Regions from separate parts of the Homo sapiens genome. Here region 1 is linked to region 2. Evidence: chromatin loops called from intact Hi-C (ENCODE). Cell type or tissue: gastrocnemius medialis. All regions are shown on one strand.

The links. Hi-C counts contacts between places; a loop is a spot of excess contacts. Peaks named below come from ENCODE experiments on the same cell type or tissue, not always from the same donor. Only the 100,000 strongest peaks of a DNase experiment are listed, where the experiment ranks them.
Region 1: a loop joins it to region 2, with 21 times the contacts of the local background. A loop is called at or near these places in 3 of 110 quality-filtered maps.

What each region holds. Positions count from the first base shown.
Region 1 is chrX:151,401,531-151,404,030 of GRCh38, reverse strand. It overlaps VMA21 (vacuolar ATPase assembly factor VMA21), which reads right to left. Exons shown (of 3, transcript NM_001017980.4): 2 at 291-400. Among named protein-coding and RNA genes, the nearest start is that of VMA21, 5.6 kb to the right of the region's middle. In gastrocnemius medialis, no CTCF peak of the experiment used is centred here; a DNase peak (open chromatin) is centred at 1,110.
Region 2 is chrX:151,679,693-151,682,192 of GRCh38, reverse strand. No RefSeq gene overlaps it. Among named protein-coding and RNA genes, the nearest start is that of PRRG3, 15 kb to the left of the region's middle. RefSeq lists a silencer at 1,056-1,195. In gastrocnemius medialis, CTCF peaks have their summits at 928 and 1,133 (motif pointing right); no DNase peak of the experiment used is centred here.

The sequences.
Region 1 (2,500 bases), 280 kb after region 2:
TGACACTAAAGTCCATTCCCCCAAAATTCCTCCTCCCATGTCAGCCAACCCCTATTCTTTAAAAGGTACTAAGAGAAAGGATTTGCAAGCTATTTCACAGAAAACCATAGGAAAACTGTCAAGCTGAAACAATAAGTTATTTCATAAAGACTCATTATGAGCAATATGATTTTTTGAAAAGCTAAACAAGAAAAAAATAAGAATACCCAGTTTAAAGATATAAAGAGGTCATAAAAGCACAGAATCTTAAATTGGGGGAAAACATCTTGTTTTAATGGGTCTAAGATTACCTTCAAATATGTAAGATTTAGTTGTGAAATATAACCCAATAGGAACAGTGATCATTAAAGCTGTGAAGAACAGGAGCGTCTTCAGTGTAGATGCTAATGAGCTTTCATTTCTGGAATAAAGTAAACAAAGAGAAAATCAGAACCTGCACAGTCATATCCAAACGCTCTTATGTCCCTGAAACTATAAACATCCACAAATGAGATGCTATGCAGGAGGAAGATCACAGGCAGGGACTCGTAATCCGAAGATCCTAGAGAACCAGCTGTGGGTAGTGGGAATTTCTTGAGCTGGAACATGAAGATTATACACCACCTTTAGGGACTGTCATTCATATCCAGTGTAAGACGAAGCGTCAGGGCACCTCAGATCAACTGCCAACAAGCTGGGTGAACAAACTAAGTGAAGAAACTCAGTGCCCCTGCCTCTGGAACTGGAGCTTTTACCCAGGGAAGCCACGGCGGACAGCGGCACCAGTGCCCAACCCATGCGGCAACCGTGTCCACCAGCACCAGACACCAGAGCTGGGAACGCAGCAGGCACCATGGGTGGATCAGCGCGCCCTCTTTTGCTGGAATCAGAGCTTCCGTCACGGGAAGCGACCAGCTTGCTGTCCTCCAGCATGAGACAGTGGACCAGGGAACTAACGAGGCAGACACACCTGTGCACCCTCCCACACTGGAATCAGAGCTTTTGCCCAGGGAAGCCACTGTCACACTGGTCCCTGAGCCCACGCAGCAACCCTGACCACCAGCACCGGACACCAGACCAGGGAACTCGGCAGGCACCACAGGTGGAGCAGTGTGCCCTCTCCCGCTGGAATCGGAGCTTGCATCTGGGAAAGCTGCCAGCCTCCTGTCCTCCAGCACCAGACAGTGGACCAGCAAACTAACCAGGTGGAGCCGACGCACCAGCGTGCCCTCCCCCACTGGGATCAGAGCTTTGGCCCAGGGAAGCCACTGCCACACCAGTCCCTGAGCCCGTGCAGCAACCCTGACCACCAGCACCAGACACCAGACCACTGAAGGAGGTAGGCAGGGCGAACGGACCAGTGCGCCCTCCCCAGCTGGAATAGGAACTTCTGTTATGGGTGAAAAATCGAGCTAGAGGGAATACTTCCAAACACGTTTTAAGAGGCTCCAATCACCTTGATACCTAAGCCAGACAGACACAGCAAGAAAACTACAGGACAACATCACTGATGAACACTGGTGCAAAATTCCTCAATAACATATTTTCAAACCAAATTCAACAATAATCAGGCCAGGTGTGGTGGCTCACACCTGTAATCCCAGCACTTTGGGAGGCCGAGGCAGGCGGATCACTTGAGGCCAGGAGTTCGAGATCAGCCTGGCCAACATGGCAAAACCCAGTCTCTACTAAAAATACAAAAATTAGCTGAGAGTGGTGGCGTGTGCCTATAGTCCCAGCTACTTGGGAGGCCAAGGCACAAGAATCCCTTGATCCTGGGAGGCAGAGGTTGCAATGAGCCAAAATCACACTCCAGTCTGGGCAACAGAGCAAGACTCTGTCACAAACAAACAAAACCAATACATCAAAAAGATTATATATTATGACCAAGTAGGATCATCTCAGTTGATGCAGAAAAAGCACTTGACAAACTTCCGCATCCTTTACTGAGCTGAAAAAGAAATCAAGAAAACAATCTCATTTATAATAGCATTAAAAAAAAATACTTAGGGGCCAGGCTCAGTGGCTCATGCCTGTAATCCCAGCACTTTGGGAAGGCTGAGGCTTGAGGCCGGGAGTTTGACGCAAGCCTAGGTAACACAGCAAAACCCCACCTCTACAAAAAAAAATTTTGATAATTCGCTGGGCATGGTGGCACGTGCCTGTAATCTCAGCTACTCAAGAGGCTGAAGTGGGAGGATTGTTTGAGCCCCAGAGGTCAAGGCTGCAGTGAGCAGTGATTGGGGCACTTTACTCTGGCCTGGGTGACAGAGCAAGACTCTATTTCAAAAAAAAAGAAACTTAGGAATAAATTTAACCAAGGCGATGAGTGACTTGTACACTGAAAAGTATAAAACACTGATGAAAGAAATTGAAGATGACACAAATAAATGTAAAGATATCCTGTGTTCATGGATTGGAAGAATTAATACTGTTGAAATGTCTACAGCACCCAAAGCAACATACAGATATAACACAATCTCTATCAAAATTACAGTAGCATTCTTCATTAAAATAGAAA
Region 2 (2,500 bases):
ATTAGTCAGCTTAAGCTGCCACATCCAGGTACCATAGACTAGGTGATGTAAACAACAAGCATCCATTTTTCTCACAGTTCTGGTGGCTAAAAGTCTACCATCAAGGTGCCTGCAAATTTGGTTCTTGGTGAGGGCTCTCTTCCTGGCTTGCAGATGGCTGCCTTCTTGCTGTGTCCTCATATGGCCTTTCCTCTGTGCATGTGTGGAGAGAGAGAGAGAGAGAGACTTCTTAAAAGGACACAAGCTGAACTTGTTGGGTATACTGGGAAGACAAGATGAGGAGACAATACATGCAGACAAGTGCCTTGAACACAGGCAGAGAAATGTGACACTTACTGGAGAGGGATGTGGGAGTCAAGGATTGGTTTTTTGTAAAGACAGAAAATATCGCAAGTTTCTATGGTGATGGGACTGGTCAAGTAGAAAGGGGGATTCATTGATGGTGGAGGGAGGGGCAAGTGGCATGGGATGGGATCCAGAACACAAATGAAGACATCAGCCTTAGAAAGGAGAAGGGATACTTCTGCCATTTTAGCTTGCAGAAAGCTGAGTTCAGTCAGAGGAAAGCATACGAAGGATTAGTGATGGGAGGATGAGGGAATTTCTATTCCATATCTTGTAACATCTAAATTGAGTATTAACAAAGAAAGCAAGAGGGAAATGGAAAGACATGGGGAGTTTGAGGAAAGGGCGAATCACCATTCTGAGAACCGGACTGGAAAGACACCAAACACGGAAGTCCTGAGCAGCGAGATGTGCCTTGGTGAGGCTGAAGATCATGAGCCTACAGCGGTACACAATCTGCCAATGTGTGTGATTTTCTCTAGAAGCACGGAGGTGCATAAGTGCAGACACACAGAGGGCATAGTTGAGTTCATCCAAGGGTGGGAATTTGTCAGTCAATTGTGACAGAAGCAAAAAAGAGAAAGAAGATGATTATATGATGGATCATGGCCTTGGGGTGCTTGAGGAGAATAGAGAAGGAAGATTCATCAGAAAGTTGACCAAGGGCTGGACTGAAACCTTGAGAACAGAATTCTGTATGGCTTAGGGCCTGACCTGGAATAGGTAGTCAGAAAATGTTAACCGAATTGGTCACAAGGGAGGACCCTGGAAAGCTGCAATACTGTGACCATGCACCAGGGGGCAAGAGATGACAAGAAATGAGTTTGACCACACCCAACCTAGGGCTTGAGGGCTGTGTGTCCTGAGCGCCACTGGCCTACCTGACTGCTCCTAGGGCTTTGGGGTGCATGATGCTGCCTACCTGAGCTGGAGCCTGCTGTATCTACCACCAAATTGGTGGCGGTGGGGTGTGTGGGGCAAGGACAGATGAAACCATGAATCTAAGACACAGATAAAGGAACTTCCTTCGTTTCCACCCATCCTGTGCTCTTGTCCATGTCTAGGCGCTGGGCAATGCCCCAGCCCTCGGCAACCCCAGGAAGCTGACTCTGAGTGTTATAGGGGCACCCTGAGATATGGTACCAAGAATCACAATCTATGTGCTGGCCCTGAAGAGCCATCGAACATCTTTCCCAAGGCTGGTACCATAGGTTATAGTCTTAGGGGCTGGCCCTAACCTAGAGGGTTCCTAGAGCTAAGAGCCCTGAGCCTGGAAAAAGTGTCCGTGCCTAAGGAGGAGCATGGGAAGGCTCTGGTGGAGAGAACCCTTGACCACCAGATCTCCCCTGATGCCTCCTGTAAGCCCAGCCCATGCTGAGCCTGGGAACAGAAGAGAATAGAGACTGGACAGTCATCTGTTCATTTATTTACTTCCTCATTAATTCACACTTTCATGTTCCCTTCCCCGTGTTAGTGGAAGAAACAGACAATTATGTCTAAGGTGATAGATGGAAGAAAGGGAGGATTCAGGCAGAGTCTGCGTGTTAGCTTGGGTGACTCAGAGGATGGAGGTGCCTATCCAAAAGAGGAGGCAGTGCAGGAGTTAAAGGAGGGGAACAGTGTGCTGATAAAGACCAGAAGAGAAGACGCAACTGGCCTGAGAAGAGAGAGGGGGAGGTGAATGCAATAAGGGTGGAGATGCACTCTGTGGTATGGCCATCTTCCAGGAACCCACGTTGTCTCTTCATCAGAGCTGAGATGGAGAACATAAGGCTCAGAATGGCAGGGAGACAGGCTGACATTTGTTCTCTCACTCATTCATTGGTTCCTTGATCCAGGAGGGCCTCTGGATTCTAGTCTCACTCTCAAGCAAGTGTCTTATCTTTGTCCCTATGTTCCAGTGAGTCAGCAGAGACAGGGAGCGGTAAAGTGATTTGCCCAGAGTTTCACAGTAGGTGGGTAGCAGGTAGAAGCCTAAACATTCAATGCCTTGCCTCTATTGGCACCATATCCCACATGGAAACTGGTGGGCACTGCCTACTGACAAGTGAGGGGAACAATAAAAGAGCAGCACTGAACTCAGTTCAAGACCCCCATCTTGAGTCTTCTGCTGTCCCATTACCCCTTTCGCAAGCAGTCCTAGGTTGCCTTTCCT